2 separate regions of the Homo sapiens genome follow, and region 1 is linked to region 2. The links are chromatin contacts, found by Hi-C or POLR2A ChIA-PET in ENCODE. All regions are on one chromosome and are shown on one strand. The core of a region is the stretch at or near the end of the contact, and the rest is flanking DNA. Distances in the headings are between cores, read along the strand shown. Region 1 has its middle 39 kb from the start of ACCSL. Region 2 holds the start of ACCS (1-aminocyclopropane-1-carboxylate synthase homolog (inactive)).

Region 1 (6,577 bases), core at 233-2,732, 59 kb before region 2:
GCGCTGAGGGAGGGAGTGCAGCTGAGGAGTGGGCTGTGAATTTTGAATGCACAGCGGGTTTGGGGCATTGGGTGTGTTTTCTGCCAGGCACTGTGCTCCGTGCTTTGCATATTAGGTCTCACAGGAACACCAACTCATTCTGGCTTCCCCGGACGTGCCCAGATTTTACTACTGAAAGTTTCATGTTCCCAGAACCTCCTCCCCCGCCCTCTACCCCCAGGTAAAGCTGTGCAGGTAATTACACTATCACACTACATCTAACTCTCTCAACAACTAGAGGAGATGGCGGACCTGTTATCCCCACTTTACAGATGAAGAAACCAAGGCTTACAGGCATGTAGGATTTTGTCTCCAGGGTCAAATAGCTGCTAAGTGGCAGAAGCTGGATTTGGACCCAGGTGTAAACTCCAAAGATCCGCAATGCAAGGAATCTGCCCAAAGGCCAAAGTGCAGGGGAGGGCCCAAGTTTGCAGGGTGTGTTCCCCACCCCATCTTTTCTGTGGCCTAGGCTCAAGACTCCCACCACCATGCCACCCCAGCGACCTCCAGGGTTCCAGCCTTACTCTGTAGAGACTACTTCTCCTGGATCCCAGAACTGGACCAGTCTGAAAGAACTGGGCCAGTCCCAGGAGGGGTGACTGTGTGGACCCTCCTCTGGCAGCCAGGGCCTGGCTAGACCCTTAGGGGCAGGGTGCTAGGTGGGAGGGCAAAGCTCTGGCCTTGGAGTCTGGGTGATCTGGGCCTGGACCTGCCACCAAAGTGGGACCCAGGTGGTTCAGGCTTCCTTGTGGGATGGAGGAGCTGGCTTGGATGTAGACTGAGGCCCCTTCCAGCTCTGGGTGCTAGCTGGATGCAGCTCATTTGAGTGGCTGAGAGCCAGTGTGCATGGCTTTGCAGCTCCTTGCTGACTGCGTGACTTTGGGTAAGGTACCCAACTTCTGGAAGATGCTTAAGGGGGAATAATGATGCTACTCACCTCTTTGAGATTTTTTTTTTTTTTTTTTTTTTTTGAGGCAGAGTCTCGCTCTGTTACCCAGGCTGGAGTGCAGTGGTGCAATCTCGGCTTACTGCAGCCTCCATCTCCTGGGTTCAAATGATTCTCCTGCCTCAGCCTCCTGAGTAGCTGGGATTAGAGACACGCACCATCACATCTGGCTAATTTTTGTATTTTTGTAGAGATGGGGTTTCATCATGTTGGCCCGGCTGGTCTCGAACTCCTGACCTCAAGTGATCTGCCTGCCTTGGCCTCTCAAAGTGCTGGGAATACAGGCATTAGCTACCACACCCAGACCTCTTTAAGATCTTAAAGGGACAATCTGTGGAAAGCTTTCAGCATGATGCCTGGCAGGAAGTAATAGCTAGTTGTTGATATTGTTGTTATTATTTTTAGCGATGTTCTCCTCCCCGCGGTTGGACATTCAAGCTAACCTCTCCCCACTGGCCCTTGACCCTAGACGAGCGTCAAGAATCCTCGTAGGCCTAGCTGACGTTTGAGCCAATGAGAGCTCAGAGGAGAGACCAACACTACCCCCGGGGGCCAAAAATAGAGATAAAGCTGACTCCAAAGTTAGGCTTGGCGGGACAATTTTGCCCATACAAGGCCAGAGTCTGTACCACCTGGCAGGCCCTAGGGCCAGGGAGCTGCAGGGCAGACTGCCTCAGGCCTGCTCTGGTTTTTGCCAGATCTGCCCAGGGAGGCCCCGGGAATGTCACAGGCTCCTTCTGTCTCAGATGGATGACTCTCTGGGGACTGAATTTTATTTGAAATCAGTTTGAGACAGAAGTGCCCCCCAGCTTCGGGCCCCCTTCCCAGCCAGACATTCCAGAGCCTGGGCGAGAAAGAAGCCCCAAGGCCCGAGATTGTTCAGAGGCCCCACTTGGATGTGGAATCCGAAGCCATTGCTTCTGGGAAGCATCTGTGCAAAAGCTGGGGGACTCCAAGAGCCCCCATAGAAACAGACCTCTAGGCCACTGTGCAGTGATGAACCACCTAAGCCCTCTTCTCTGTCCCAGGATGATGCTCGCTCCTCAAACCACATCCCTGTTGTCTCATAGAGACAAGGCCTTGGGTCAGTCCAAGCAAAGGCACCTAAGTATAGCAGGAAAGGCAGCACTTGAACCTTTCCTCTGCCTCTCAGGCTCTATATGTGTGACCTTGGGCTGGGCACTCAACTTCTCTGAGCCCCAGAGCGCCTCAGGGAGGCTCCTCCTCTGGAAAATAAGGATGATTATGTATGCCCTTGCTGGTTTGTGGTGTAGATTACATGAGACAACGGAAGGATGAAATGACCAAGCTCAGGGCTGGCACACAGTAGGTGCTCTGTACATGCTCACTTTTATCCCTTTGGTTATAAGACAGTGTTGGGGGTGGTTTGGATGGTGCAGTGAGACCCGTCTCGACTCCTAAAACAGCACACAGGGTGCAGCTCTCCCTCAAGGTGGCTCAGGCACTGGAGTGCAGGAAGAGGGTTCTTGCTTTAGACAGGGTCCATCTCTTCCAGTGTGCACACTGGTCTAGCCTGGTGTGGGGATGTGGCAGCTGATTCTCCAGTTCAATATCCAGGCTTCTGTGTCATTGTCCCCATCAACCTGGACATGCCAATACTTCAGTGCCCAGAGGGCATCTCAGAAGTAATTTTCATTCCCCAGGATGATTCACCTTCTAAGGCTGCCTCTTGCCCCAGGCCACAAGCAGATGCTCAGAGATGGCTTTTGGTGGTGGTGGTGATGCAGGGGCTGGGGAGGCCCTGACCACTGCAAAAATGTGACAGTTTTTCCCTGGGATGCGACCAAATTGCAGAAAGCTAAGAGAGGTGACATATCAGCTGTGGGCAGCGTGGTCCGGGGCTGGTGCCTGGACTGCAGGAGTCTCTGCTCACTGGGTAGTTTATCTCTCCGGGACCTCCCAGGGCTCTCAGGGCAAAAAGCAATGTCAGGAGACCTGGTCTGCCCCACAGGGGCTGTCCTTCTTCTGTCGTTGTGAACAGGACTCATCCAAATCTCATTTTCCTAATCTGTAAAAGGGGATTGATAGAGACAGTAAGCATAGTGGTTAAGAAGATGGCTTGGGACCGGCTGTATGACCGCGAAGCATAGTCTTTCTATATATGAACTGTGTCAACCTGGGCAAGTTATTTTGCCTCTTTGGGCCTCAGGTTCCTCTTCACTGCAGCGATGATAACACCTGTCTCATAGATTTGCCACTTTAAACAATCTGAGGCACCTAGTGACATGTGCTGAACACCTACCAAGGGCCAGGCACTGCCTGAGCACATCACCTGCATCAGGTAATGTCATCTCCTGACAACTCTCAGAAGTAGGTGTTTGTATTAAACCCTGTTTACAGATAAGAAAACTGAGGTCCAAGGTCATATCACTGGTAAATGTCAGAGCCTGTGATCCCAGCACTTTGGGAGGCCAAGGTGTGCAGATCATCTGAGGCCAGGAGTTTGAGACCAGCCTGGGCAACATGGCGAGACCCTGTCTCTACTGAAAATACAAAAAATTAGCCAGGCATGGTGGCATGTAAATGTGGTCCCAGCTACCCGGGACGCTGAGGTGGGAGAATCACTTGAGTCTGGGAGGTCGAGGGTGCAGTGAGCTGTGATCATGGCACTGCATTCCAGCCTGGGTGACAGCGGGAGACCCTGTCTCAAAACAAACAAACAAAATTTAATACAATGCCTAGTGCTCCATAAATGGAAGCTACCATTATTGAACAGGATAGGAGCGATTGCGGTATCAGGGTTCCCAGGCCTTTGCTTCTCCCAGCTGCTAAAAAGGATTTGTTGTGACTCAGTTTCTCCCCTTCTCTACCCACACAGGAGGGTTCTACTGTTGCCAGGTCAGTTCCTTGGGCCTAGCCTAGGATTTGTAGAAGGATTAGCAGAGTTGGAAGAGAAATGCCAGAGAGCACAGAGTCTGAAACAAAACTGGGGAGAAGAAAAAGCTGCATATAAAAAGTGCTCAGGGCCGGGCGCAGTGGCTCACGCCCATAATCCCAACACTTTGAGAGGCCAAGATAGGAGGATGGCTTGAACCCAGGAGTTTGAGACCAGCCTCGGCGACATAGTGAGACCCTGTCTCTACTAAAAATAAAAAATTTGCTGGGCATGGTGGTGTGCACCTGTGGTCCCAGCTACTTGGGAGGCTGAGTCAGGAGGATCGCTTGAGCCCAGGAGGTTGAAGCTGCAGTGAGCCGTGATCGCACCACTGCACTCTAGCCTGGGTGACAGGGCAGGACCCTGTCTCAAGTAAGTAAATAAATAAAATAATATCAAATAGAATGAGAACCAATTGTGCATCTTGGAATCAAAGGACTCTGGCTGCCCATAGAAAAGGCTTCCTTGTTACTCTGAATGGACAAGTTGCCATCCCAAGCCCCAGTCCTCTTCTTACTCTGCTTCTCCTGGGGATAAAGTCTTCTCTCTTATTAATGATGGTAAATGTGAGACCAGAGATGCCTGCTCAAAACAACTGCTTGGTGTTGGAAGAACTAGGCTAAGAGGACTGACATCTAAATGAGAGATAAAAACGTCACCTCTCAGCTGTGTGCAATGGCTCATGCCTGTAATCCCAGCATTTTGGGAGGCCAAGGTGGGGGGATCACCTGAGGTCAGGAGTTTGAGACCAGCCTGACCAACATGGAGAAACCCCGTCTCTACTAAAAATACAAAATTAGCCAGGCATGGTGGCACATGCCTGTAATCCCAGCTACTCGGGAGGCTGAGGCAGGAGAATTGCTTGAATCTGGGAGGCGGAGGTTGCAGTGAGCCGAGATCGCACCATTGCACTCCAGCCTGGTGACAAGAGCGAAACTCTGTCTCAAAAAAAAATCGTCTCCTTCATATAGGCAACAAATATTTACTGAACACTTACTATGTACAGGCATTACTCTAGGTGCTGGAGATAGAGGGACAAATATCCCTGAAATAAAGTGGGCATATGGTCCAAGTTAATGCAGGTTTTTCAGAGGGGACTTATATGACTGGCAAAACTTGAATTGACCCCTCTCATGCCCAAGTGGATAACATGGAAGAAAAAAATCTCCCCTCTCTCTTGAGCTCTTTCTGCTAAGTGGTTTTGCTATGTTCACATTTTCCCACTGGCAGTGCCCTGAAGTCTCCAATCCCAGGTAGTCAAAACTCTGAAATGGAATTGTACATGGTCTGGTGCTGATAGCTAGAAGCAACTGATTTACTTCGTTCTCCAAACTCAAAACCCTTTCCTGGGCCTCCTGAGAAGTTGTCTGGTCTGGAAAATGGCAAAGAAAATTGAGAAATGGAAGCAGGAGCAACAAGTGTGTATAACTGAGTCGGGTCTTGCTGATGTGAGAGCTAGGATTGAGGAATTTGCACTCTATTTTAGCAAGAATTTGTAAACATCTTGTAAGTTACCCCTATACTTAGTCAGTGAGGGTGACTCAAGTTAGGCAAATTGCATGATGGAAAAGCTGGGACATAAAAGTCCAAATAAGTTAAAATATTGCATTGCATTTAGAGCCTGTAACCTGGGGCGCTTCCAATATTTCCAGCCTTTGGAAAAGATTTCACCATGAGCCAGAAACCCAAGAGCGTACATCTGTCTCTCCTCGCCCCACTGGGAGTTTAGTTCCTAAGGGTGTCTCAGATCTGTGTATGTCTCCCATCTCCCCTGCTACCTGTTCAGTCCATGCTACCTTCATTTCCCACCTGGACATCTGCTCAACAGGTACATCCTCCCTGACCTCCACCTCCCAACCCCCAGCCAGTGAGGCCAGAAACCCCCATGGCTGGCTCCAGTACTTCTCCCCAGCACTCATCGTGGTCCTAGCTATGGATTTATTAGTGAGCTTGTTTAAGTAATGGTTGCCTTCCCCATTTCATTATAATGTCCTTAAGTGGAGGGACTGCGTCTGTTTTTGCTGATCATTCTGTCCCCTGCACTTAGCACAAAGCATGGAAGAAGGAGTTTGAAACATATTTTGGCCAATGCTTTGTAAACACGTCCACATAAGTTAGACCTATTCTGACACTTACTCGGTCTCCCTATCCTGATCTGTGAGAGGTGCTCAATAAATATTTGTTCAGTGAATGAATAAATGAATAAAGGTGTTATAAACCTCAAAAAGAGATCAGTAATTTTTGCACATATGCAGTCAGTTTTTCTCCTCCCCAACCAAAAAAATGCTGAAGTGTTTCAAGACTGTCCATCTGAAAGAACATACTGGTCTGTTCAGAGCTCACATATGGGTGGTGGAGACCCTGATAAACCCTGGGTGTGTGTTTGAGTATGTGTGGGGGCGTGTGTGTGTGTGTATGGTTGAGAAGTTAAAAGAACATTCCCTGGTGAGAGGAAAAAGAGGAAGAGAGGATTCTGTTCAATTACCTATCAAAATACAAATACATCCAACCTAGAGCCTTATTTGAAGTATTTGTGCAATGAATACTTGCTCCAATACTGCTAAGTATTTGTGTAATGAGTACATATGTGAGGGAATCATTACTCATGTGCTGATGCTAGGAGGGATGTGGGAGGAAAGAGAAGAACCTCCCTTCTAGCCTTTTTTCTGTCCGTCCTGCCAAAGTCTTCTCCTGGA
Region 2 (5,708 bases), core at 3,152-5,651:
TCTTCTGCTCTTGAGTATAACGTTACTGTATTTTTCATTCTGTCCCTTATCTAATAAAGAGTCCTTCTATTACTAGTTTGCTGGGAGTTTTACCATGTATGAGGGTTCAATGTTGTTAGATGTTTTTCATCTGCATTTATAGAGATATGATTTTTCTCTTGATTATCAATGTAGTAAGTTACATTGATTTCTTAATGTTAAAGCAACTTCACATTGCTGCAATAAACCCCATTTGGTCATGATGCATTGTCCTTTTATATACCATTGAGTTTGGTTTGCTATTTTAAGAAGTTTACATTCAAGAAGGACATCATTCTATAATTTTTTTTTTTGTAATGCATTGTTAGTTTCAGTATCATGATTAATACTGGTTTCATAGATGTTTGGGAAACTGTTCCTTCCTGAATTTTCTAGAAGTTTGTGTCCAAAAACTTCTTCAACCTTTAAATATTTGGTTGAATTCAGCTGTAAAACCATAAGGGCCTGGAGGTTTTTTTTTTCTTCTTTTTTTTTTTTTGTGGGACGGCTTTTACTTATAAATTCAATTTCTGTGACAGTTCGAGTTTTCTATTTCTTGTATCAGATTTGGTTATTTGTGCCTTTCAATAAAGTTTGTCTATTTCATCTAAGTTTAATTATTGACTTAAAATTGGTTATAAATATTCTGTTATCCTTTTAATACATTTAGGATCTTTAGTTGTATCTCCTTTTCCTTTCCTGATACTGAAATTGATACATGCAGGAGGGGGATTACGGGGAGGGTCTCCGGAGAATCTCCAACCCATCTGTGCACTGGGAGAACAAGATGGAGCCAAGGGAAGCTGTGGCCATGCTCAGCGGGGAGGAGCCTGGCCTCTTCAATTTCTGTGTGGTGGCCTGGGATTCAATGTGAGTTTGGAGGCCTGTTAGCAGGACCCCCTCTTGCTCTGCTGACAGTATTTTTCTTTTTTCCTTTTTGCCCAGTAAATTCCGTTCCCCTCACCCTTCAATGTGTCCATGTTCCTAATCCTTCCTGGTGGTGTGACAAGAACCCGGTTTTAGCTGAACTAAGGAGCAAAATTCTGCAACAAAATGAGTTTTTTTGATCAGTCAATCTAACTGTTTATCAACTGTATTGAACTTTTCAAAGAACCAACTTTCAGTTTCATTGATTTTTCTCGTTTCGCCTTCATTTCTGCTCTTATCTTTATTTCTTTCTATTTACTTTGGGTTTAATTTGCTCTTTTTTCTAGCTTATTAATGTGGAAGCTTAGATCATTTGTTTTAAGTTGGTTTCAAATATATGCATTACAAGCTATTCATTTCTCACTTAGCATTATTTTAGCTACATTCCATAAACTTTGATCTGCTGGTTTTTAATCATTCAAAATATTTTCTAATTTCCCTTGTGATTTCTTTTTTTAAATCAATGGTTTGCTTAGCATATGTAACTTAGTTTCCAAATATTTGGGGACTGTTCAGCTTTCTTTGTTAATGATTTCTACTTTAATTTCATTGTGACTAGAGAATGTACTCTATGGTTTCAATCCTTTGAAACTTATTAAGACAGTTTATGGCCAGATTTGTTTACAACATGTGGTCTATCTTAATGTTTCATTTGCACTTGAAAAGAAGTATATTCTGTGGTATTGGGGATGGTGTTCTATAAATGTCAATTAGATTAAATTTTTGTATAATGTCCAAAAGTTCTGATCCTTAGTGTCTTTTGATCCATTTGTTCTATCACCGAGAGAGTGGTATAAAATTTTCCAATTATTATGAACTTGTCTTTTCTCTTTTTCGTTCTGTCAGTTTCTGCTTCATGTATTTTGAAGCTTTGTTATTACGAGCATAAACTTTTAAGATTGTCACCCTGATAAATTAATCATTTTATTCTAAAATGCCCCATTTTATTTTTGTTAATTATTTTTGTCTTGAAGCCTACTATCAGATACCAATATGAACACATCAGCTTTTTTCATGATTATTATTTGCTTGTTTTTTTTCACATTTTTACCTTTGACCATTTGTTTTTGTATTTAAAGTGTGTCTCCTGCACACACCATATGCTTGATTCTTGCTGTTTTATCCAGTCTGATGATCTTTTAATTGATCTTTAGTCAATTCACATTTAATGTAACGTGTGTGTATGTCTTCCACTTAGGACAAGTGCCTGTGTTTGTTGTTTCGTGGGGTTAAATCCCCCTGCTGCATGTTTCCATGGTACCCAGTAAATAGTCTTTTTAAAATAGTCCCCACATTGTAAGTCGGCCTTCCCAATCAATCATGCAGGCTTTGGTTTGTCTTGCTCATCACCGTATCCTCGCATTTTACAGAGACCTGGCACATAACAGGCATTCACTGAGATGTGAATTACATAGAATTAAGATTTAAATAGAGGAAAATAATCGCTTCCTTATCTTACAGAAGAAAACAGTAAGGGCCAAAAAAGTCATGAGAGTTGCTCAAGGTCACAGTGTTAGCTAGTGCAAGGCAAAAGTGAAGACAAGAAGTGGAATGGCCAGAAGACAGCCATGTCTTCCCAGCCATACCTGTATTGAGAGATTCTGCTTATTTCCTTTCATGGGGAAAGAAGACTTTCCCATTCAAGGCACCTCAGAGACTGCAGCTCTACCTGGGACCTGGGTGCCCACTGTACCCATTGCCAGAATATGTAGAGCTTAGGGCAGAGTTTGAAAAATACTTTTGAAATTATATGTGTGTGTGTGTGTGTGTGTGTGTGTGTGTGTGTGTATGTAATTTTTTTTTTTTTTTTTTTTTTTTTTTAGATAGAGTCTCGCAAACACCCAGGTGGGAGTGCAGTGGCACGATCAAATTCACTGCAGCCTCTACCTTCTGGGCTCAAGTGATCCTCCCACCTCAGCCTCCCAAGTAGCTGAAACCACAGGCACATGTCATCAAGTCTGGCTAATTTACAAAAACATTTTGGCTGAGTGCAGTGGCTCACGCCTGCCATCCCAGCACTTGGGAGGCCGAGGCGGGCAGATCACGAGGTCAGGAGTTCAAGACCAGTCGGGACAATATGGTGAAACTCCATCTCTACTAAAAATACAAAAATTAGCCAGGCGTGGTGGTGCGTGCCTGTAGTCCCAGCTACTGGGGAGGCTGAGACAAAAGAATTGCTTGAACCCGGGAGGCGGAGGTTGCAGTGAGCAGAGATTGTGCCACTGCACTCCAGCCTGGATGACAGAGCGAGACTCCGTCTCAAAAAAACAAAAAAACATAAAAACCTTTTTTTGGTAGAGACACGGTCTCTCTATGTTGCCCAGGCTGGTTTCAAACTCCTGGGTTCAAGGGATGCTCCCACCTTGTCCTCTCAAAGTGTTGGCATTACAGGCGTGGGCCGCCACACCTAGCCAGAGTTCAACAAATATTGCAGGCACGTGTGGGAGACCAGGACATGCCTCCCCAAAACATGAAGGATTGTGCTAAAGACAAGCAGCAGCACATTCAGGAAAGCTCTCTACCCTGGCCCTATTTGCCTAAAAGTAGGACACAGGTTTACAAAGACAAAAGGTATCCTGTCCCTCTGTCTACCTAGGAGAACAAAGACAACTTTAGACCCCTATGGCCTGGAGATGGTACCAGAGGAATTTACATTAACAAGCTTGACTAACTGGCCTTTGTCTTTTTTTTTTTTTTTTTTTTTTGCCTTCTCACAAGTTGCCTCCTGGAGAGACTCAAAGCCCTATTTCTTTGTCTTGTAACTTAAAAAAATTACTGTTCTTTGTTGAAGATGCTATAAAAACTGGAATTCAAAGTCACCTCTTCCAGAACGACTCATTCCCTCCAGATTTCTCATGTATAAATGAAATACACATGTCAGTAAATTTCTGTCTGTTTTTCTCTTGTTAATTTGTCTTTTGTAACAGGAGTCTCCCCCAACTAAGAACCTATGAGGGCTACAGAAAATCCCCTACAAATGAAAGGGGCAGAAATGACAAACTGCGATGAAAGGCCATAAGGATGCTCACACCCGAATCTAAAAAGCCCTTTGTGTGGGCCGCAGCCAAGCATACTTTGGCAAGAAATTTCTGTGGCTCTAACCTCCTTTGAAAACTGGAGAACCAAGGCCAGGAGGCAGAAGGAGGTGGCAGACCCGGCCCGGCGGCGGCCCAGCACGCGCAGGCCACCCAGAGTGGAGGTGGGAAACGGCATTACGCCCCTTTCCCTTTTCCTGGTCCCGCGGTGCTACCTCGTGTGCCACCCTTAAAGCGTAGTCCCCGCCGAGACCGCCCCCGCCTGAGTGGCAAGGGGACGAACTGCGCCCTGAACAGGCCTGGAAGCCCAACCCGGTGCGGACCGCCCTCAGTCTCCTAGTCCGGGCGCGCTGAGCGCAGGGGGGCGCTGTCCTCACCCACGCGTAAGTCGCCGCAGGGCGTTTCCGGGCGGAGAAAACCTACACGTGATGGGCGCCCACCGAGTGCCAGCACCGCCTCCTCCAGCTCCGCCAAGTAGGTGGGATCCACTACTTTGCAGAGGAGGAAGCCGTTCAGGCCTCCCTCTGTGCACTTTGCAAAAGCCTCTGCCCTTCCATCTCGAATCCCTTGGCGCCGATCACACTTCCTCTGCCTGGAAACCTGGAGCCGTCTCTCGCGAGACGTCCTCCGCCCTGTAGAAGGCCGTTTCGGTTCTTCGTGCGCGGTAGCCGCCCCACTTGCGGGATTCCAAGGCCTCATCGAGTGCGGGTATCTGGCTGTGGATTCGCCGCCGTCCTGCTGGACGCCTGGAGGCTCGAACCCCGCCGCCCCCCTACCCCAGGCTTTACTCCCACCCCGGCTTCCGCCCACTGTGCTGCCCTTCCTCGGACCTGGGCTGTCGGGAGAGCTGGAGGTGAGCGCTCTTGGGAGAGCCCAGCCAATTTAAAGAGTACCCCTGAGAAGACTTTGCGGAGGAAAATTTAACTGCGGGTACCCGCTGAGTTTATGGTGCGCCCAGTGTTACCAGAGCTTGTGTTGTGCATCAGGACTGGGAAAATTGGCAAGGAGTTACGCTATAATGACTCATATTTTATTGAACTTTGGTCATCAGCCAGGATTTGTTCTAAGTACTTTATTGTCACTAACATATATATTTATGTCTTCACGGCCACCCCGAGGTGGTTACTGTTATATCCACTGTGCAGATGAGGAAACTAAACTGGCTTAGAGAAGTGAAGGAGTTCACACCCGCGGGCAGGAGTAGACCACCCTCTCCTTGGTGTCCACACCTCGTTTCTTCAGGACTGAAGAGGCAGGCCCTGGAGCTCTGCCTGGGTTGCCTGCACTTGTGGAGGTTCCCATTCCTCCCTTCCCTCAGTTCCTACCCGCCATCTGCCTCAGAACACCACATAATCTCATCCTACCCTTTACACCACAAGACCCCCAGGACTCCCAGGCAATACTCTGCTTTAACTCAGGAAATTTTAACCTGGCATTTGGTAATTGAGGTGAGCAAGGGTGGAAAAAGAATGTTGATGACCCCTTAGGCTGGAGAGTGAAAAACTTTTGCAGAAGTAGAACACGCTAAAGCAGCAATACATTAAAGTCACGTCAATGTGGCAAGTGCAGTCCCTGGCACGTACTAGGTCCTTAACAGATTTTTCTTGTTGAAGTCGTTGCACATATGGTTACAGCTAAGGGACACAGGAAGTGATGAGTGCATAAACCTAAAGGAAGGGGCAGATAAGAGAAAGGGGACTCCCATGACTCCAACTCCTTTCTGATGCT

The links. Hi-C counts contacts between places; a loop is a spot of excess contacts on that map. ChIA-PET counts read pairs that join two places held with the same protein, here RNA polymerase II (POLR2A). Pooled maps may share reads with other maps.
Region 1: POLR2A ChIA-PET joins it to region 2 with 11 read pairs in HEK293. The contact joins the enhancer-like site here to the promoter of ACCS in region 2. A Hi-C loop is called at or near these places in 2 of 168 maps with a recorded cell type or tissue (Calu3 and GM23248) and 1 of 50 pooled maps. POLR2A ChIA-PET finds 5 or more read pairs at or near these places in 4 of 52 experiments (H1, HEK293, OCI-LY7 and 1 more).

Annotation. Positions count from the first base shown.
Region 1 is chr11:44,005,514-44,012,090 of GRCh38, forward strand. It overlaps a transcript of ACCSL not described here. Among named protein-coding and RNA genes, the nearest start is that of ACCSL, 39 kb to the right of the region's middle. RefSeq lists enhancers at 1-223, 1,752-2,251. Within about 2 kb of position 1,483, at least 7 of the 41 ENCODE cell types and tissues checked have a DNase peak (open chromatin) inside an H3K27ac peak, as active enhancers do.
Region 2 is chr11:44,061,869-44,067,576 of GRCh38, forward strand. It overlaps ACCS (1-aminocyclopropane-1-carboxylate synthase homolog (inactive)), which reads left to right and starts at 4,402. Exons shown (of 15, transcript NM_032592.4): 1 at 4,402-4,833. RefSeq lists enhancers at 4,042-4,171, 4,272-4,361, 4,382-4,571.